Regions from separate parts of the Homo sapiens genome. Here region 1 is linked to region 2. Evidence: chromatin loops called from intact Hi-C (ENCODE). Cell type or tissue: OCI-LY7. All regions are shown on one strand. Each heading gives the region's core, and the rest is flanking DNA. Links, peaks and the distances in the headings are about the cores only. Region 1 overlaps IFTAP (intraflagellar transport associated protein). Region 2 holds the start of LOC107984325 (a long non-coding RNA gene).

Evidence for each region. Peaks named below come from ENCODE experiments on the same cell type or tissue, not always from the same donor. Only the 100,000 strongest peaks of a DNase experiment are listed, where the experiment ranks them.
Region 1: it touches region 2 in a loop (2.1-fold over the local background); 3 of 110 quality-filtered maps call a loop at or near these places.

Annotation. Positions count from the first base shown.
Region 1 is chr11:36,617,357-36,628,970 of GRCh38, forward strand. All of the region lies in intron 2 of IFTAP (intraflagellar transport associated protein), which reads left to right. Among named protein-coding and RNA genes, the nearest start is that of RAG2, 25 kb to the left of the region's middle. In OCI-LY7, for the core only: a CTCF peak has its summit at 5,622 (motif pointing left); no DNase peak of the experiment used is centred there.
Region 2 is chr11:36,667,348-36,678,961 of GRCh38, forward strand. LOC107984325 (a long non-coding RNA gene) reads left to right here and starts at 3,542. Exons shown (of 3, transcript XR_001748186.1): 1 at 3,542-4,175; 2 at 4,651-4,738; 3 at 5,840-6,115. In OCI-LY7, for the core only: CTCF peaks have their summits at 5,669 (motif pointing left) and 5,870; a DNase peak (open chromatin) is centred at 5,664.

The DNA.
Region 1 (11,614 bases), core at 3,428-8,427, 50 kb before region 2:
TGATGGCAGACTTTTATGAAAGTATAGATTTCCAGGCTTTTGGCTTATTAAATGAAACTATAAACTTTTATATAAACTTTATATATAAACTTTTGGCTTATTAAATGAAACTATAGCAAGGGGTCTAAAATTTTTATATTCTCAAGGCTCTGTAGGTGATTCTGATGTACCACTAGTTTTGAGAACCACTGATTTAGGCTACAGATTCTCATAAGGCAGTCTGTTAAAAAGCAGGACTGTCTGTACTGCTTTAAAATACCAGATAATTGCTTAAAGTGTGTTTCTGTTTCAATTGTAGAGTTGGCAGAGACTGTCTAGTGCTCTTTATTTTAGATTCATTTATGGATATATTGCTAAGTATTTGTCTCGAGTAACTTATTTAATTGCCACCATGATGCAAAGAATTAGCTATTATTCTTCCTTTTTATAGCTCAGGGAACTGAAAGTCATTGTAGATTAAATAATTTGCCTGAGGTCAGATAGGATTCAAACTCCAGACATCTGACCCTCCTCTGTACAATTATACCTCTCTCAGAGAAACATCTGGGAGTGAGAGATTATTAAAAAACAAGTCTAATATTACTACTGATAGCAGCTAACATTTATTAAGTTCTAGGGATTAATGCTTAGCTCTTCACATGTATCATCTCGTTTAATCATTATAATGACCTAGTGAGTTCTTTCGTACATTTTAATTTTTATCATTTTATTATTTTTAACTTACAGATGAGGAAACCAAGGCATAAAGTTAGGTAGCTTGCTATTGTGGACTGAATTGTGTGCCTCCCAAATTTACATGTTGGAGCCCTAACCCCCAACGTGGACTGTATTTGGAGATAAGGCCTTTAAAGAGATAATTAGGGTTAAATGAGGTCATAAGGGTGGGCCCCAACCCAGTATGACTGGTGTCCTTATAAGAAGAGATGGAGTTAGACTATGGTCCTAATCAGATTTCAAAGCCCACACCCTGAACCACTTTGTTCTCTGCCTTCCGTAGGGCATCGGGCAGTTCTTCTCAAGACCTGGGGTCACTGGTGTGTAGATAATATATGCCAACAGGAATGGATGTGCTACCTCAAAATACACTTACCCTGTCTTCTCTAGAGTATCATCAGCTCCATACAGCTGGTGTCTTGTGGGTTTTCACCACTATTACACTAGTGTCTAAAGCAGTGCCTGGTGGGGCAGAATGTGTAGATGCTTAAATATTGGTTGAATAAATGCAGTGAAAAGAAAAGAAGAGAATACAGAATGACAGGCTGGCAGACAGGAGGGCCTTAGGTACAAGCCTGAGGAACACCCACATTTAGTGGATGGCACAGAAGGGAGAGCCTGAGAAGGAGGCTGTGTAATGATGCTCAAGTTTGGATTTTGATATACTATGTAATTGGGAACCATAGTAGAATTTTAAAACAAACAAACAAAACCCATTAATACACATTGCTCGTGATTTTGAAAGGTAGAGCAAAGAAGAAGTAGAGAAACATCTGGAGTCAGGGAGACTAGCTGAGGGCTAAGGAGAAGTACGTTGCTGGAGGTCTGGACTAGGGTAGTTGGGGAGAAAATGGAAAGCAAAAGGGCCTAGGAGACGCTGCCAGTGAAGGAATGACTGACAGCACTTAGTAACAGGGTACTGGCAGAGGATTAAGGAGAAGAAAGAGTCAAGGAAGAGTCACAGGTATTTTGCCTGGGAGATACTGAGGCCCACAGAGGCCAAGTGACTTCTTCAAAGTTACACAGTTCTCATTTCAGGAGTCTTTTAATTTTTTTTTTCTTTATTGAGCGTTCGTTCTGTCAAGAGCTTAGAATCTTGGGTTGGGATTTGGTTTACATTTCTGGACTGATAAATTTTGAGTTGTCATTTCAGCCAAAAGAATATCACTACTCATACTTGACAGCTTCTAAAAAATGTAATTAAAAATGAAACCGGTGACAGCACATAAAACAACACATTTCCGAAGTTGACGTATCATCTTGGTCCCCAAAGCTATTTTGAATTTGAATATTAGCAATGCATCTTTAAATTTCCATGAGGGTGCAAAGAGAGGCTTTTCCCAATCTGAAGAATGAATTTAAAATCTGCTGTAGAAAAATACCAGAGAGAAAAATATAGAAAGCAGCTGTCCCTCTTACCAATTTCAGAGCAGGAAAGGAATTTCAGTAGAGCATAAAAACAGCTTTCTCTCATAAAAGAAAACACAACAAGAAAAATAATCCTTGCTGTGTAGCCTTTTGCAGTTATTTTCTGTCATGTGTTAGATAGAGACCAGAGGGCTTAACATTGTTTTGATACCCTTGCATCTGGCAGATTGCCTGTCAGAGGAAGTTGGAAACGAACTGACCAGCTTTATGCTTCCAGGTGGCACTGAAGCCACATTTTCAGTGCCGTTGTTATCAGTCATTTAATTCCCTACTGAATATTGAGTGGTGTTTTTAGTTCACAGGCCATTTGCAGTGCCTTTCTGTTTCCTTTTTAACGTTAGCCACATTAAGAAAAAAAAGGCAACTCGGGAAGCGCTTTTGCAAATGTGAATTTAACAGTAAAGAGAAGATAATTGAAAATATCATGGCAAATAGCAATAAACTTACTTTAACTGAAGACATAGGCCATGGGGATAATGTTACCTTGAGAGAAATTTGCAGAAGACGTCATATAAGGACTTGCTAATAAAAGTAACTAGGCAATTAAAAAAATTAATTAATCTTGCATCCCAAGGGAGCGAGTAAGGAAGCGGTGTTATTTTAAAGCTTTTTATTGATGTGTTTTTTAGTATTGCCAAAAAGAATAAAAGTGTAAGAAAAAATGTTGATAGTTTTATATTGAACATAAATTCAGTAACTATGTGTATGTAATCTCTTTATCACAACATAACATCAAACATCACATAGAACACTGAAGGAAAAAAATATTGAATGAAGTGAACTAATTTATAGCAGAGTCCTGTGGAGGAAACAGCATCAGCAGCATTAACCTGTTTTTTCTCTTTGGGGGAACATCTGCAAGCTGTAATTAAGCAATTTTCATTTGTTTCCCTATTTCTTTTGTCATCACTAAATCACTACACTTAGGGAACAAATTGACAAATTATGAAACACACAAAAATTGCTGGTTCAATTGCAGAAGGAAATTTCCCCTTTCAAATTATGACAGATTTTGAGCTGATCAAGCCATTTTGTTTTAGATATATTAGCATAAACCTTCAGCTGAAGTTGTTATAATTCATATTCATTTCAACATGAATATTTGGTTCATAGATAATCATTTGTTTTTTGTGACTGCTGGAGTTTACATGTAATTGGATAAGGAAAGAAAATGTATTTAAATGTGCATGACATTTTGAATTATAATCATTAAATTTATTTTTGGCAGTGTTTTTAATGCACAGTATTTTGTTCCAATAATTACCTTTTCTAATATGCGTTCTCAGTGAAGACATGGGAATTAAAAATATGTATTTTTCATACACATAAAAGAATCATTTTCTTTGATTCTTTGAAAAGAATGAAATTGTTTGATTTACTTGAAAAGATACACATCTTTTCAATTTATTTATATTTGATATATTTTATGTATACATATAAATTAGAGAGTTGAACTTTTGTAGACAAATGGGATTTTAAACTTTTACAGAATGAAAGAGAACTACTAATAGTTAAATAAACTTTTAAGGTGGTCATTATCAATCTTTAAATAGCCAATTTAAACAATATTAAGTGGGTGCATATTTGTTTTATATGCATTTCTCTTTAACTTGAGACATTATTTTTATTCGTTGTTGCTAAGTGTATCATTACTTGAAGGGAAAGGGTAAATTGTTCCACTCAAAACTGAGGTGGTCATAAGACAGTGTCCTTTGATTCAATTGAATGGGCATGTTTCAGATCTGAATGGTTTTAGCAAAATGTTCTTTTAGCCGTGAAACAATAATATTTTCTTTGAAATGGTCAGCTAAACCCAAAGGGATACAAACAGGAAACTTTATTTTAACCAAACTCTTATATGAAAATCAAACCACAATCTGTCTAGTATATGATTTTTAGTGTCTTTTTTTTCCTTAATTTGGATTCGTTCCAGAGGAGGTACATTTAAGTGACGCCCATCAGCTTACTCTTCTTGCAGTTCATTGCATCCTTAGCACAGAGAGGAATCATTATATCATTTTCATGTGTTTTCCAGACTTAATTTGCCTTTTGCATTCAATTTTGTTGTATATGAACTACTGTTTAGAAGATTGGGGTTGTAGGGAGTCATCTGAGTGTTGAGTTTAGTCCCTAATTATAGTGTCAATCCAGGTCTTCTTGCTAATGTTGAGGTCATTTCAGTATTGATGATTCCTTCTGTGTTTTAAGCATTGAGCTAGAATCTGGGAATACTCAGATGAACAAAACAGGGTCCCTACCCTAGAAGAATTCATCAGCTGATATGTCATTCCTATTGCAATCTGCTTATAAAGGATGGTGTGATTCCCAAATGCTCTAAATGTGTGAAGGCAGAATAGCAATCTATATGTTTATAGATTGTATAGTTAGAGGTTGATTTGGCAAGGCAATATTAACTATTTGCATAGTATTGATGAACATCATATCCAGAATATTGCCATTGGTTTTGGGGTCTCAGTTTTAGATTGAATAAACAGCCTATGAGTTAATAAAATAACAATAAGAATGATTAGAACAGTGGATTTTCAGACTTTTTCCTTCTTATTTTACTTTAAGCTCTTGTTCTATTTTTTATTTTTTTTTTTGTGAAGGCTCTCCTGGAGTTTCCTGATAAAATGAGAGAATGTGAAAGACATATATAATTTAAGTCTCCTCTTGAACTGCTCTAATCCAACATGCCAATGTTTGAGTCCTATATTCTTACAAATGTGTTCAGCAGATGTTATTCTACTTTAGAAAGTTTGAAAACTTCTTCTAAGAAGTATTTACTTTTTAAAAAAGAGGGAAAAATTACTCCTCCTAACTTTCTCCAGTGTAGGTGAGTTAAAGAGGTTGCCTTAAGTAAATGCAACTTTTTGTGGTAGGCAATAGGACATGATCTTACGGTGAAGGAAAATCTTTTAGGTTGCAGATATTTAGTTTTATAAATAATTTACTATGTTGCTTTTATAGTTCTCATTTTGTTACGGGCAGGGCCAGTGTAATGGGAAGGGACACTTCAATCCTTGGATTCAGAAGACCTGGGTACTAGTCCAGGCATATACTAATTTCTTAAGACCACAGGCCTGTCACTTACTCTCTGAATCTGTAAATCAGGGCTAATTCTGCCTGTTTGGTATGTCTCAAATGGTTGTGGTGAGAATCAGATGAAATACACATGAAAGTATTTGGTAAATTTTAAAGACTTACTCATGTGTAAAGTTTTATGATTGGGGTTCTATTTCTCTGATACGAAAGAGAAAAACATCAAGGTTAAATATGAAAGGAATCTTGAATGTAAATATAAAAAATGTAAAATATTGTCTACAGTGTTAGTTGTTTATACCCCATTTCTTGAAGTAGTTAAAACCAACTATGTATAGTACATATTGTATTGTGTACATGTACGTGGTATATTGTATGGTGTAAGAGTACAATTCAGGGAATGATCCTACACTGGCCTCTGGTGGATGGATGCAATACTATGTCTCCACACAATCATCAGGCAAATGTATTTACATGCTTTGACCAAAGATGAAGTATCAGATTCTTCTTTTTAATTATCATTGTTAGATTTTACTTCATGGAATCTTTACTTGGGAATTTTACCTTATGTACAAATCACCTGGAAGGTACTTATTAAAAAGTAGATTCCTAGGGATCTTGCCCCAAGATTCAGTAGTTCTACTAGTGTGCAGATCAGAAACTTTGACTTTCAGACCAGCTTTGAGAAAATACTCTAAATGAAATCTGGGAGGAGTTTAGGGAGATAAATGAATTTTTCAACACTTTTTGTCCATTTTTGTATATATTATATTTTTTTATGAATAAGGTCTGTAGCTTTCATGAAATTGTGATACTCCCCCCCCCACTCAAAGCATAAGAACAATTATTTTACTTTAAATATGACATTTTTGTTGAATGTCACCATTGTATATTATTTAAAAGGCATTTTGACAGTGAAAAAGGATGATGGGTTATAGGAATAATTTTACTGTGATCTTGCTGATCGCTAATACAGAGGCTAGGATATTATAGCTTACAGAATTTTAGGGTGGGCTTTAGTTTGGCACATGTTCTGTCCCAAGTCTGAAGGATTGTAGTGCATGTGTCATAGGTCAAAGCTACTCCATCACAGGGAAATGTCCTTGCTACTTCTGTCTATTGCTGCCAGAACTGTGTTCTCTGTGAGTGTTTTGCCATTAGCAAGTACACAGACAAGAGACTAGGGAGACCACACAGGCTGTGGAGGCATCTCATTGCCTGTACTTTCAGGAAATGCCCCTCCAATCATTTCGCTGTTTCTGGTAACTTTTCTGTTGTATATTTCGTACACGAAGGTACTTGGTAGTTTTAAAGACTTACGCAAGAGTAGAATTTTATGATTAGGGTAATTATTTGTGATTTAAAAGAGGGACATCAAAGTTAAATATTAAGAGAATCTTGACCTACAATAGAAAAAAATGTAAAATTATATATATGTGTGTATATATATGTGTGTATATATATATTTTTTTCCTCCTTCTTCATTATTTCCAGGAAAACCACTTTAAAAAGGAAGAAGATGCATGTAGGTATTCTCCCTAGATTGAGGATTAGAAACTTCGTTGGAAGAAATGCTTTTTTGCCTCTTCAAATAAAAGTATAGTTTTTAGTTTTTTTGTTCATAGTACAAAAATTAGAAAATACTCAGAGGTACCAGCACCCACACACCCATGCACACACTCACACCCACACACCCACAGTAAAACAATAACATACTCTTTCTATAGCAGTAGAATTTTTATCTACTCTATGGCCAGCCAAAATAAAGATTACATCCTAGTCTTCCTTGAAGCTGGGTATAGTCATTTGACTAAGTTTGTGTCAATGAGATGTGAGGGGCACTGGTATGTGCAACTTCTGGGTCATATCCTTAAGACACGTGCACTATTTCTTTTTATCCTTTTCCTCCTGGCTGGAAATTGGGAATCATTACAACAACTCCTTTAGACCCAGACATGGAGGCCATGTGCTTACGATGACAGAAAACTCCAGCAGCCTGAATCCCTGGGTCATTTCATGGAACAAAGCCTACCCACCTTTCCTAAACTGTTACATGAGAGAGAAATCAAATTCTTGTTTGAGCTGCTCCATTTTTTGTGCTTCCTTGATATGGTAGCTGAAATCAGCCTTAGCTAATTACAGAGAAGTGAGGTGTGTGCTTTCTTTTTCCTTTTCTTCATCCTATTGCTTGGAACAAGGGTGTGGGGGGGTGTCATCCTGGACCATGTGGAGAAGGTTGGTGCTGTAGTCATGGCAGAGCAGAAAGATAGAAGCCTGGGTCAGATGACTTTGTGGAGCAAGGTCATATTATCCTTGGATTATCTATATCTCTTACTGTTGCATGAGCGAGAAATAAACTTCCACTTTGTTTAAGCTGTTGTTACTTTAGGTGTCTTTTTATGTAGGCAAACTTATATGCAGTTAACTAATAAAGTCAGAGTCTATTGTCCTATAGATAAACCATGGTTGTATACATCCTTTCTGAAATTTTTTATGTTTATTAATATGTATATATGTATTCAGTTATTAGTTAAGAACATGGAAGTTGGAGACAACCAAGATTTGAATCTAAACTCTGTTACTTTCTAACTAGGTGGTCTTGGGAAACTTACTTAACATTTCTGAGCTTCAGTTTTATCATGTGTAAAATAGATATAATAACTTCTACTTCATTAAGTTGTTATTAGGATTAAATAAAAAATATATAAAATGCACATAAATATGTTTATTTATATTTATATTACCTGAATTATTTTAAAGGCTCAACCTAATATTTTCATTCATTTATATATTCAGCAAATTTATTATAATTATTTTATGAAAGTGGGCTTATGCTACACATAGTTTCTGTAACTTGCTTTTTTCCCCTCACCACTCTACAGATAAGAAGTAACTTGCTTTTTCATGTAACATTATATTATGAACACCTCATAGCAATAAATATCATTTACCAGTGTTTTGATGACTTCCTGGTATTCACTTGTATGGATATTTGTTTAGCCATTCTCTTTTTGTGGGACATTTGAATTATTTCTAATTTTTGGCTATTACAAATGATGCTACATTGCACGCCCTCATTCATTTGGTAAATGTTTGTTGAATATCTACTATGTGCTAAATGTTACTCACAGAAGTGAACAAAAGACACAAAGATCATTGCCTTCAGAGAAATTGTATTCTAGAAGGGGGAAACTGAAATTTGTATTCTAGAAAGGGGGAAAACAACCAGAGCACAGTATAGGGAATCATGAGTGCTGGCAGGAGGATTTAGGGTTGCAATTTTATATAGTATGATCTGGGAAGGTAAAATTTGAATAAAGTTGGAATGAGGTGAGTCTGCAGATATTTGAGGCCCAGGGAACAGCGAGTGCAAAGGCCAGGTCATAGCAGCACCTGCCCAGCTGAGGACCAGCAAGGAGGCCGGTGTGGCTGGAGTTGCATGAGCAACGGTGAAAGGAGTGTGGAAGCTGAGGTTAGAGGGCATGGAGGTAGGGAAAGATCGGGCATGGATAGCTTTGTAGGTCCTTGCAAGGGTTCTGGCCTTTGTTTATTTGTTGATTGATTTTAGTACTAGCGTCTTTGCACCCTTCTTACTTATGGCCTTTGGATACATTTCCACCCATGGAAATGCTGGTTCAAAAATCTGCAAAAATATATGTCCTCGATTAAATAAAAATGTTCAAGGGAATAGATCAGACATTTTTGGCTTTGCAGTGAAATCCTCACCCACGTACTTAATCATTTCTTTCGGATACATTCTTAAACATGGAAATGTGAGCTGAAAGATATGTAAAGTGTTATGTCTTTGAGTGAGTAAAAATTTTAAGGGACTAGATTATATGTTTCTTATAAGCAGAGGCCATGTCATATAATTTTCTTAACTCTTTTTCCAGCCTGGCAGAGTGTTAAGCACATAGTGGACTCTCAGTGTAGAACTTCCTGGTTGAAGGGCTGAATATAAATCTACATTTCAATCTTAATTGTTACCCATCTTTTAGAGTGGAGAATGAACATTTTACTTTACAGGAACTGTGAGTAAGTTCCTGACAGTGAGATCCCTGCTCTCCTTAGGGATACATTTTTGTGGGAATAGACAAGCAATGAACAATTTAGGAAGGTAATTTCAGATTATTTCATATAAATTTGAAGAAAACAGGCCATGTGATAGAGAGTGACCTGATCCTAGGACTCTGATGGTATGGTGGAGATAAGGTGATTAGAGAATTATAGCCTCAATGAGCATCAGCATTTCTACCATTGGGTGTGGAGGGAAGTTAAACTGCATAGTTACCCTGTGGTTTTATTTCATCATGTGGGGCAGCATGGAATTGGATTAGTAATGACAGTCCTTAGGTCAAACTCAGTATCATAATTAAGGGGGTACAGAATGTGGAAACACTCCAAATGTTTATCAACTGGTGAATGGAAAAATAAAATGTGGTACTATTCATACAACGGACTATTATTTGACAATAAGAAGGGAAGTGCATACTCCAACAGACAAACTTCAATAAGGTTATGCTAAGAGAAAGAAGTCAGGCTCAAAAGACCACATATCATATGATTCCACTGGTATGGAATATCTAGAAGAGATAAATACATAGCAACAAAAAATAGATTAATGGTTGCCTGTGGTTGGGAGTAGGAACAGGGAGTGACTGCAGATGGGCTCCAGGCACCTTTTTGGGGTGATGGAATGACCTAAAAATGGAATCGTGGTGATGGTGGTACAACTTTGTATACTTCCTAAAAATCATTGAATTGTACACTTAAAATGAGTGAGCTTTGTGGTGTGTAAATTACACCTCAGTAAAGCTGTGGGGAAGTGGAGGTATTGTTCATGGATACTTAGATACTTAGATCCTCCCTGGGTTCTTCACCAGATAAGCATGTGTCCTTGTGATCCTGGGTTTGGCTCAAGAACTAGGAGGATCCTGCTTGTCTGTAAATATTACCTATTAAGAAAATAAATCAGTTGTGCATAGACTTGTAAGTTTAACGTAGAAAAGGGCTGTGGTGCAAAAAAGAAACAAACTTGGATGTAACAGATTCTACCTTGTGTTGATATTGTCACCAGCAGCTGTTGCTCTGTTAGGAATTCTGGAGCCGTAGGAGGCTATGCTCAAATATGCTGCATCTGTTCCCAGTGTGGGCCACCTCTTTTGTGGTCTTGACTAAGTTAGTTGGGAAGGTAAGCTCATTTTATGGGATGGGTATGTGTGGCCTCTTGGCACCAAACTGTTTTCTACTTGACAGGTTGTTATCATGCTGTATTTGCACCCACCATCACAGAGATTGTTTAAAAAAAAAGTTATCTAGGGCATGCCAAATTATATGTAAAAGTATAGTACAGATTGCAGTGGAAAGATAACGTGATGATTCTGTGATATCTGGAGAGGAAACATAACCAGTTGGAGATAGTGCCTTCATTTTTGTTTTAAAAACAAAAGAGAACTCACTTGCGAACTCTTTTTTTTTTTTTCTAAATTTCTTCAGGCCACCATAGCTGAAGCTCCCTTTACTTCTCACCTGGGTTACTATGGTAGCTCCACACTTTCTTGTCTCTAGTACCTGAACCACTTTGATCCATTCTATCCATTTGTCTTCTTAGAGCACAGCTCTAATTGTGACTCCCCAGGATGTAGGTCAAGTACAGAGTTTTTGTCGGGCCCTCCAAATATACCCCGTCCATGTGTCCCCAAATCTTCCTGGAATAATCGGCGATTCTTACTCAGGCCTTGTGTGTTCCCACCTTGAGGGCTTTGCTCATGGAATTTTCCCTTTGTAAAATGACCTCTTCACAGTGCTCACCTGTTGAAATTGTAGCTATCTTTCAAAGCCCAGCTCAGATGCCTTAGTCCTATGTGAAGCCTTTTGTGATTCTGCCAAACCAATTATGATTTTACCATTCTTTGTGTTTCTATCTCTCTTATATCATCTGCCATCGGTGCCTTCTCTTTTGGTGGTTTGCATGTATGGCTTAACTTCCTAGTTTGTAAACTCTGTGAGGACAACAAGGACTGAGTCTTAACTGTCTTTGTCACCTTGCATATAGTTGATGACCAGAATATAACTTTTGGATTGAATGAGCTCCGTAACTCAGCCACCACACAGAATTTTTTTTTCTGTCTGAAAATAAGCTTTCAGAAACATTACACTCTGTTCATATTTTTCTCTCTGTAAGTGCCTAACACTGGACATTTCAAAAGTTTCAACTTACTGCTATTGTGTCCCTCATCTGGCATTTTTCACACACATTTTTCCAGACCAGGGTTGTGCATTTGTGCCTTGGCAGGTTGATGGCTATGACTGTGAATAATGAGTCAATTATCATCCAGCCTCAGGGAAAGCACAGTTATTCCTGACTGGCCAGACTGAGGTAATCCTCTCCTCCCTGTGCCCTTTCAAATGAGGAACATAAAACAGTTGG
Region 2 (11,614 bases), core at 3,554-8,553:
GAATCCAGAAGCCTGACATTCTGGAAAAAGAGTAAAAATTTACCAGTCGAGGCTGAGCGCAGTGGCTCACGCCTGTAATCCCAGCACTTTGGGAGGCCGAGTCAGGTGGATCACGAGGTCAGGAGTTTGAGACCAGCCTGACTAACATGGTGAAACCCCGTCTGTACTAAAAATACAAAAATTAGCTGGGTGTGGTGGCAGGCACCTGTAATCCCAGCTACTCAGGAGGCTGAGGCAGGAGTATCGCTTTAACCTGGGAGGCAGACGTTGCAGTGAGCCGAGATTGCACCATTGCACTCCAGCCTCGGCAATGGAGCGAGACTCTGTCTCCAAAAAAAAAAAAAAAAAATTTACCAGTCGAGCTTTTGGCTTCCCTCTCCCTGTGCAAACTGGTAAAAAAGATCATAAAAATAATGACAAAGGATTTGTGAGGTTGATCTTAAGCTGTAGCCAATCTGGTGTGCTTTGTGTGTCTTTCTGTATGGTTCTGTCAAAAGAAAGACCATCTTAGGTTAGGATGCAGGCCCAGGACCCCATAAGGCTGCTGTTCATTGCCAGCTCAACAAAATAGTAACAAACTTGGCTACAAGCCTCCATCTTGTTTCAAGTCCTTCGGAACATGACCTGTAACCACGTAGGAATTCTTTGTTTTAGCCTCTGCCATTTTAAATGGTGGCTGTCTTCTTGTGCTAAGTCAGTTCCTGGGTGAAGGCCACAAAATCCGATAAGCCACTTTATTGATTTGGGTGGTGCCAGCTCAAGGGTAGGGCTTACAAAATATCTTAAGCACTGATCTTGAGAGCAGCTGATGGAGGATCGGAGTTTTGTAGCCTCCAGCTGCTTGGCTCCTGGGCCATGGTTTTTAATCTTGTGGCTAGTTTCTTGGTCTGGTCCCCAGGCAAGAAGGAAGTATATATGATGAAGTGGCTGTTATCATCTTTGTTTTAGACTATAAACTGTAAATCAGGCTCCTCCCAAAATTGGTTCGGCCCACTCCCAGGGATGCGCAAGGACGACTTAGGGGCTGGAAACAAAATGGAGTTGGTTGGGTTGAATCTCTTTCAGTGTCTCAGTGACAATTTTGCAATGATGGTTTCAAAAATTGCCTGTCACCCACTTTGAAGATATCTTGTACACCTGTGGTTAATCATAACCTAATTAAGGTTTGTTGGTTTCACCTGTGAGGTTACTTTTTGTAAAGTTCAAAAGCTGAAAAATCTTAACTGCTTGGCGTGGCTAAAGTAGAGTAACAAGGGATTTAAAAGGATTTTCTTAAACAGCACTCAGCTTAATCAAAAGTGGATATTCAAGTTATAGGTATATTTAAAAGGCCTTTATGGTTTTCGCTTCTTGGATCTTGTTTTTCTGGAAAAAGGTTTTTTTCTTCTCAGTCTACTGAATTATTTTTCTCCGTTTTTTGTCTTGCCACACTTAATGCATACATGAGAGGCCCTAAGATAACTTCTGGTAGCATGGGACTCCGTGGGAAAACAGAGGAGGTGCCACAGACATTGTTTTGGGAAAAAAACCTCTGTTTTCCTCATGAAACCCCAGGAATTAAAAGCAGATACTTCCCTCTCAAAATCAAAGGCTCTGTTCTGTTTTGCCTTGTGTTATCTGGCCATTTTGAGTTTTGGGGGTATCAAATTACTTCACATTAGGAGAGAGCTTTGGTGTGTAATAATTAAGTAAGAAATACACTCTTTAAAAGATGGCTCTCCCTCCTTTTGGGGATCCAAAAATCCAGCATAAAAAGGCATCCTTAATTTTCCAGATCTGTCTTTACCTGTGGCTGTGCTTGCTTATTAGTCCCTAAAGATGCATGCCATCCCGGCCCTGTTCCTCCAAGGGCTCCACCCTGAAGCCAGTAATCCAGTTATGAAAGCGTCAAATAAAAATCTTACAAGTGCTGAATCTTCTGTCTGTGTCGCTGTGTATGTGTTTTGTGTGATGTCTATAAAAAGAGCTCCAATTAATTGGCTTAAAGAAAAAATAAGCACTGAAATATTTTTTAGTTCGTGTGACTTTAATATTTAAGCTGGTACATAACTAAAATCACTTACTGGCTGGGTGCGGTGGCTCATGCCTGTAATTCCAGCACTTGGGAGGCCTAGGTAGGTGGATTGCTTGAGGTCAGGAGTTCGAGACCAGCCTGGCCAACATGGTGAAACCCTGTCTCTACTAAAATACAAAAATTAGCTGGGCATGGTGGCGGGTGCTTGTGATCCCAGCTACTAGGGAGGCTGAAGCAGGAGAATTGCTTGAACCCAGGAGGTGGAGGTTGCAGTGAGTTGAGATCGTGCCACTGCGCTCCAGCCTGGGCGACAGCAAGACTCTGTCTCAAGAAACACAACAACAATTAAAAACACTTACTAACCAGGCTTTTCACCAAAAATAAAAGTTGCTAAGAGTTAAGAGTGCAACATGTATTTGAGATCATTAAACAGTTTTACATTCAAGGCATATAAAAACAGTGAAATGTGTTTTTTAGTAAAAGATTATAAGAAAGCATGGAAATCCAAATTTTGCCCAGGAATAAGGGATTATCTTACATTTAATAAGATAAAGCTAAATGTTTAAGTAAGTTGTGGAAAGATTGTAAAAATTAATCTTGCAAAAATGTGTAAACCTAACTAAATTCAAAAGCATATTACATGGTCTTTTCATAAATTGAGCATTGAAATAAAAGCACAACAAGGGTGTCTTAAGACACTAATCTGCCCGTTAGTAAAAGAGGTTATAAAGGGCTTGTAAAGATTTCACCTCATGGTCAAATTGGTTAAGATTAGATGGAATCATCTATAAGCTTCCATTTAAAGAAATTGGGATTGATATCAGTAAATTAATGCAAGGGTAAAATTTTGCTTAAACAGGATTTTCATGTAATAATAAAGGATAATAAAAATTTTTGCTTTTTGAGTCATCGTTTTGGCAAAATAAATAATTTATGGCAATTTGGAATTCTATTTCATAACATCAAGTGTTTTAAACCTCTAACATTTAACAGGCACCCAAAAATCAAACTTTAAGTTTCAAAATTGTCTTTCCTGATGCCTGGCTTTCTGGATGGTTCAGAGGGCCCCTGAAACATTCAGAAAAGAGGTGAACAGGATTATTTGACATGTTTTGTCACATGAAATTGCCAAAACGATGTCCAATCTTCTTTAAGTTATATTTTGATGAATAATACTAACATATGTTCCAAAATTGTATGGGATTTCTAAAATTTTAATGTCTAAATATATGCTATCAATAGTAATTAGGGGTAAAGTTATAAGCCATGGAGATAACTAAATTTCTTTGTCAGTCTTTTTTTTTTTTTTTTTTTTGAGATGGAGTCTCACACTGTTGCCTAGGCTGGAGTGCAGTATCGTGATCTTGGCTCACTGCAAGCTCCACTTCCCGTGTTCATGCCATTCTCCTGTCTCAGCCTCCTGAGTAGCTGAGACTACCGGCACCCACCACCATGCCTGGCTAATTTTTTGTATTTTTAGTAGAGACGGGGTTTCACCATGTTAGCCAGGATGGTCTCGATCTCCTGACCTCGTGATCAGCCTGCCTTGGCCTCCCAAAGTGCTGGGATTACAGGCATAAGCCACCATGCCCAGCCTGTCAGTCATGTTTTTAACTGTAACTATCCTGGAAATTTTGTCATTCAAAGACCATTTTGTCTTGCTTTGTTCCTTCTTAAAAGATAGGTTATAATCAAGCTATAAAACTTGAACAGGTGTTCTCAAATGTGAGTTTTTAATAGCCTTGAAGATTGTAACATTGGAATAGAGAAAGAATGTGTGGGACTCATGAAGAACTGAAATGTTCACGAATGTCAAGCAATACAAGAGTTAACTAAATGGACTGCACTCAGAAAGTTAAAGCAACCTTTTTGACTTTTACTTGGAATGTTGCTGATCCTTGTTTTGTTTTTCAGAGTTAAGAAAACTTATTTTAAACTATTTATGGCCTTTAATAATTGAGTAAGGTATACTCCTGCAAACAAAATTTGGAGCACGTTTGTTTCTGTCTGCCTGGTTCCTCTAGAAGTTGGAAACTGCCTGTGAGTACTCTTAACTTATGGAAATATAGTTGTTTGCATCAGTGCAATAAGATCCATTTTTCTTTTTCAACAGGACACAACTGGAAAAGCTAGTTATTTTACCAAGGCTTTGACCGAAAGGGTATGCTTCCCTTTAAGAGTCTATCTTTACTTCCAGTGCCGATAAAAGCCTCTTGGGGAGAACTGGCCTCATCCCTTGTCTACACAGTCCCCGCACAGGGTTCCTAATCTGTGGTCAGTAAAGAATGTCACTTTCTAACAGGTCCAGGAGCTCCAAGTTTATCTTGGGACTCACAGGATAAAAACTCATGGCTGGGCTTTAAGAGGTCTTATCTGAGATTCCTTTTGAAACAGAGTGCCATCAAAGCCAATCCAAAAGGCTTACATAGAAATAATTATTCTTACTGTACTTTATGCAAATAATCAGGCCAAATATAAAACTAAAGTTTATTCTACAAACAACACAATACTATCATAATTTGCTTTTACCAAAAATGGGGACTAGAGAGAGAAACTATGCTCTAAAGCTTATCATTATGCTCCAAAGCTTATCATACATTTGTCATTAAATCATAGTCTCATTAATTGTTTTTCAGCTTTTTGCCTACATTTTAGACTAACCCTGCTTATTCCTGTGAATCAAGTGGTGATCTCCTGCAGCTTGGAAGAAACAAAAAGGCATAGGTAATGTGAAAATCTAGATCAATATGCTAGTTCTGGGCAATTATCCTGTAAATTCTGCCAGGTAATGAGAGTGAATAGGGTGCCCATAACTCAGAGGTTTCTTTGTTTAGGGAAATAGAACCAAGGAACTTTATAGATCCCCAAAGGGAAATTCTATATCTTAGCAAGTAAAATTTTAGATGGAAATTATCTACTTACACCACACTTGCAGGAATTGCTCTACTCACTCTACTATTTGTAGTAGAGCTATACACAGTAGCACTGTTTTTTGTTTTGTTTTGTTTTGTTTTTTTGAGGCTCAGTTTCGCTCTTGTTGCCCAGGCTGGAGTGCAATGGCGGGATCTCGGCTCACTGCAACCTCCATCTCCCGGGTTGAAGCGATTCTCTCCTGCCACAGCCTCCCTGGTAGCTGGGATTATAGGCATGCGCCATCACACCCGGCTACTTTTTTATTTTTAGTAGAGACGGGGTTTTCCCATGTTGGTCAGGCTGGTCTCGAACTCCCAACCTCAGGTGATCCGCCCACCTCGGCCTCCTAAAGTGCTGGGATTACAGGCATGAGCCACCACGCCTGGCCGGTAGCACCTTTTAATTGAAATATTGGACGGAGAGTTTCCATTGCTGCAATATTTTTTGCTTAATTATTATCCTTATAGTAGGGATAATAGCTGCCAACAAAAGGGAAGCATGAAAGTTTTACTATCACTGAGTTTGCTAGAACTTCTTATTGGGTTTGGTAATATGTCACATCCTGGTTATGCAAAGGTTATAAAGGAAAGAGATTTTCTGTGGAAGTCATGAAAGGATTGATAATTGCAGGAAAAATGTAGCCAAGGTTAACACTAAAGTTATTCTAGCCACCCAATCCAATGCCACTTTTCCTAAAAGGAATGTTACTTTTATATGAATGTTTCTGATTATGTACAGCGACATCTAGTGGAGGCAAACTGGTATTACAATCCATTGGTGTAACTAACAGGTATCAAACTCTACTGTCATAGTTATGGTCTATAGGCCCTCCATTAACAGTGGTAATCTCGATACTCATATTCTAATCCTATATTTTAAACCTCCTTGTAAAATTTATCTCTTTTCACCTAGAAGCAATCAAACCCCAAATGGTGCTGCAGACAGAGCCACACATGGACACACCATTCTTCTGAGAACACTTAGATTGACCTCAAGAGGAGGCCCAACCACTGTCCTCCAACAAGATGCCCCTTTTTAGCAGGAAGTAGCCAGAAAGAATCGTCATCCAATACCCCCTAACGGCAGTTAAGTTTATGTCTGTAGAGGGGGGAAATAATACAGGAGTTATTAAGAAATTATTTTTAGAGGTTCCGAGATGGCTGAATAGGAACAGCTACAGTCTACAGCTCCCAGCGTGAGCGACACAGAAAATGGGTGATTTCTGCATTTCCAACTGAGGTATTGGGTTCATCTCACTGGGGCTTGTCGGACAGTGGGTGCAGCCCACAGAGTGTGAGCTGAAGCAGGGTGGGACATTGCCTCACCCGGGAAGTGCAAAGGGTTGGGGAATTCCCTTTCCTAGCCAAGGGAAGCCATGACAGACAGTACCTGGAAAATTGGGACACTTCCACCTTAATACTGGGCTTTTCCAATGGTCTTAGCAGATGGCACACCAGGAGATTATATCCCATGCGTGGCTTGGAGGGTCCCACGTCCATGGAGCCTCCCCCACTGCAAGCACAGCTAACAGAGATCGAACTGCAAGGTGGAAGTGAGGTGGGGGGAGGGGCATCCACCATTGCTGAGGCTTGAGTAAGTAAACAAAGCCTCTGGGAAGCTTGAACTGGGTGGAGCCCACTGCAGCTCAAGGAGGCCTGGTGTGCCTCTGTAGACTCCACCTCTGCGGGCAGGGCATAGCTGAACAAAAGGCAGCAGAAACTTCTGCAGACTTAAACGTCCCTGTCTGACAGCTTTGAAGAGAGTAGTGGTTCTCCCAGCATGGAGTTTGATATCTGAGAACGGACAGACCGCCTCCTCAAGTTGGTCCCTGACCCTTGAGTAGCCTAACTGGGAAACACCTCCCAGTAGGGGGCCGACTGACATCTCATACAGCCGGGTGCCCCTCTGAGATGAAGCTTCCAGAGGAACGATCAGGCAGCAACATTTGCCGTTCTGCAATATTTACTGTTCTGCCACCTCCACTGGTGATACCCAGGCAAAACTGGACTTCCAGCAAATTCCAACAGACCTGCAGCTGAGGGTTCTGACTGTTAGAAGGAAAACTAATAAACAGAAAGGACATCCACACCAAAACCCCATCTGTACATCACCATCATCAAAGACCAAAGGTAGATAAAAACACAAAGATGGGGAGAAACCAGAGCAGAAAAGCGGAAAATTCTAAAAATCAGAGAGTCTCTCTCTCCTCCTCCAAAGGAATGCAGCTCCTCGCCAGCAACAGAACAAAGTTGGATAGAGAATGACTTTGACGAGTTAAGAGAAGAAGGCTTCAGATAATCGGTAATAACAAACTTCTCCAAGCTAAAGAAGGGTGTTCAAACCCATCGTAAAGAAGCTAAAAACCTTGAAAAAAGATTAGACGAATGGCTAACTAGAATAAACAGCATAGAGAAGGCCTTAAATGACCTGATGGAGCTAAAAACCATGGCACGAGAACTACATGACACATGCACAAGCTTCAGTAGCTGATTCAATCAAGTGGAAGAAAAGGTATCAGTGACTGAAGATCAAATGAATGAAATGAAGTGAGAAGAGAAGTTTAGAGAAAAAAGAGTAAAAAGAAATGAACAAAGTCTCGAAGAAATATGGGACTATGTCAAAAGACCAAATCTACGTCTGATTGGTGTACCTGAAAATGACGGGGAGAATGGAACCAAGCTGGAAAACACTCTTCAGGATATTATCCAGGAGAACTTCCCCAGCCTAGCAAGGCAGGCCAACATTCAAATTCAGGACATACAGAAAACGCCACAGAGATACTCCTCAAGAAGAGCAACTCCAAGACACATAATTGTCAGATTCACCAAAGTTGAAATGAAGGAAAAAATGTTAAGGGCAGCCAGAGAGAAAGGTGGGGTTACCCACAAAGGGAAGCCCATCAGACTAACAGCGGATCTTTCAGCAGAAACTATACAAGCCAGAAGAGAGTGGGGGCCAATACTCAACATTCTTAAAGAAAAGAATTTTCAACCCAGAATTTCATATCCAGCCAAACTAAGCTTCATAAGTCAAGGAGAAATACAATCCTTTACAGACCAGCAAATGCTGACAGATTTTGTCACCAACAGGCCTGCCTTACAAGAGCTCCTGAAGGAAGCACTCAACATGGAAAGGAACAACTGGTACCAGCCACTGCAAAAACATGCCAAATTGTAAAGACCATTGATTCTAGGAAGAAACTGCATCAACTAATGAGCAAAATAACCAGCTAACATCATAATGACAGGATCAAATTCACACATAACAATATTAACCTTACATGTAAATGGGTTAAATGCTCCAATTAAAAGACACAGACTGGCAAATTGGATAAAGAATCAAGACCCATCAGTGTGCTGTATTCAGGAGACCCATCTCACGTGAAGAGACACACATAGGCTTAAACTAAAGGGATGGAGGAAGATCTACCAAGCAAATGGAAAACAAAAAAGAGCAGGGGTTGCAATCCTAGTCTCTGATAAAACAGACTTTAAACCAACAAAGATCAAAAGAGACAAAGAAGGCCATTACATAATGGTAAAGGGATCAATTCAACAAGAAGAGCTAACTATCCTAAATATATATGCACCCATTACAGGAGCACCCAGATTCATAAAGCAAGTCCTTGGAGACCTACAAAGAGACTTAGACTCCCACACAATAATAATGGGAGACTTTAACACCCCCACTGTCAACATTAGACAGATCAACGAGACAGAAAGTTAACAAGGATATCCAGGACTTGAACTCAGCTCTACACCAAGCGGACCCAATGGACAGCTACAGAACTCTCCACCACAAATCAACAGAATATACATTCTTTTCAGCACCACATCGTACTTTTTCCAAAATTGACCACATAGTTGGTAGTAAAGCACTCCTCAGCAAATGTGAAAGAACAGAAATTATAAAAAACTGTCTCTCAGACCACAGTGCAATCAAACTAGAACTCAGGATTAAGAAACTCACTCAAAACCACTCAACTACATGGAAACTGAACAACCTGCTCCTGAATGACTACAGGGTACATAACGAAATGAAGGCAGAAATAAAGATGTTCTTTGAAACCAATGAGAACAAACACACAACATACCAGAATCGCTGGGACACATTTTTTTTTTTTTTTTTTTTTTTTTTTTTTTTGAGACGGAGTCTCGCTCTGTCGCCCAGGCCAGACTGCGGACTGCAGTGGCGCAATCTCGGCTCACTGCAAGCTCCGCTTCCCCGGGTTCACGCCATTCTCCTGCCTCAGCCTCCCGAGTAGCTGGGACTACAGGCGCCCGCCACCGCGCCCGGCTAATTTTTTGTATTTTTAGTAGAGACGGGGTTTCACCTTGTTAGCCAGGATGGTCTCGATCTCCTGACCTCATGATCCACCCGCCTCGGCCTCCCAAAGTGCTGGGATTACAGGCATGAGCCACCGCGCCCGGCCTGGGACACATTTAAAGCAGTGTGTAGAGGGAAATTTATAGCACTAAATGCCCACAAGAGAAAGCAGGAAAGATCTAAAACTGACACCCTAACACCACAATTAAAAGAACTAGAGAAGCAAGAGCAAACACATTCAAAAGCTAGCAGAAGGCAAGAAATAACTAAGATCAGAGCAGAACTGAAGGAGATAGAGACACAAAAAACCCTTCAAAATATCAATGAATCCAGGAGCTGATTTTTTGAAAAAATCAACAAAATTGATAGACTGCTAGCAAGACTAATAAAGAAGAAAAGAGAGAAGAATCAAATAGATGCAATAAAAAAATGATAAAGGGGATATAACCACCAATCCCACAGAAATACAAACTACCATCAGAGAATACTATAAACACCTCTACGCAAATAAACTAGAAAATCTAGAAGAAATGGATAAATTCCTGGACACATATACCCTCCCAAGACTAAACCAGGAAGAAGTTGAATCCTTGAATAGATCAATAACAGGCTCTGAAATTGAGGAAATAATTAATAGCTTACCAACCACAAAAAGTCCAGGACCAGATGGATTCACAGCCGAATTCTACCAGAGGTACAAGGAGGAACAGGTACCATTCCTTCTGAAACTATCCCAATCAATAGAAAAAGAGGGAATCCTCCCTAGCTCATTTTATGAGGCCAACATCATCCTGATACCAAAGCCTGATAGAGTCACAACAAAAAAAGAGAATTTTAGACCAATATCCCTGATGAACATCGACGCAAAAATCCTCAGTAAAATACTGGTAAACCAAATCCAGCAGCACATCAAAACGTTTATCCACCATGATCAGTGGGCTTCATCCCTGGGATGCAAGGCTGGTCCAACATACGCAAATCAATAAACACAATCCATCATATAAACAGAACCAACGAGAAAAACCACATGATTATCTCAATAGATGCATAAAAGGCCTTTGACAAAATTCAGCAGCCCTTCATGCTAAAAACTCTCAATAAATTAGGTATTAATGGGACGTATCTCAAAATAATAAGAGCTATTTATGACAAACCCACAGCCAATATCATACTGAATGGGCAAAAACTGGAAGCATTCCCTTTGAAAACTGGCACAAGACAGGGATGCCCTCTCTCACCACTTCTATTCAACATAGTGTTGGAAGTTCTGGCCAGGGCAATCAGGCAGGAGAAAGAAATAAATGGTATTAAATTATGAAAAGAGGTTTAGTCTTGGGAGGGTGTATGTGTCCAGGAATTTATCCATTTCTTCTAGATTTTCTAGTTTATTTGCATAGAGGTGTTTATAGTATTCTCTTATGGTAGTTTGTATTTCTGTGGGATCGGTGGTTATATCCCCTTTGTCATTTTTTATTGCATCTATTTGATTCTTCTCTCTTTTCTTCTTTATTAGTCTTGCTAATAAATATTTGTTGGCAGACGACATGATTGTATATTTAGAAAACCCCATCATCTCAGCCCAAAATCTCCTTAAGCTGATAAGCAACTTCAGCAAAGTCTCAGGATGCAAAATCAATGTGCAAAAATCACAAGCATTCTTATATACCAATAACAGACAAACAGAGAATCAAATCATGAGTGAGCTCCCATTCACAATTGCTTCAAAGAGAATAAAATACCTAGGAATCCAACTTACAAGGGATGTGAAGGACCTCTTCAAGGAGAACTACAAACCACTGCTCAATGAAATAAAAGAGGACACAAACAAATGGACGAACATTCCATGCTCATGGATAGGAAGAATCAATATCGTGAAAATGGCCATACTGCCCAAGGTAATTTATAGATTCAATGCCATCCCCATCAAGCTACCAATGACTTTCTTCACAGAATTGGAAAAAACTACTTTAAAGTTCATATGGAACCAAAAAAGAGCCTGCATTGCCAAGTCAATCCTAAGCCAAAAGAACAAAGCTGGAGGCATCATGCTACCTGACTTCAAACTATACTACAAGGCTACAGTAACCAAAACAGCATGGTACTGGTACCAAACCAGAGATATAGACCAATGGAACAGAACAGAGCCCTCAGAAATAATACCACACATCTACAACCATCTGATCTTCGACAAACCTGACAAAAACAAGAGATGGGGAAAGGATTCCCTATTAAATAAATGGTGCTGGGAAAACTGGCTAGCCATATGTGGAAAGCTGAAACTGGATCACTTCCTTACACCTTATACAAAAATTAATTCAAGATATATTAAAGACTTAAATATTAGACCTAAAACCATAAAAA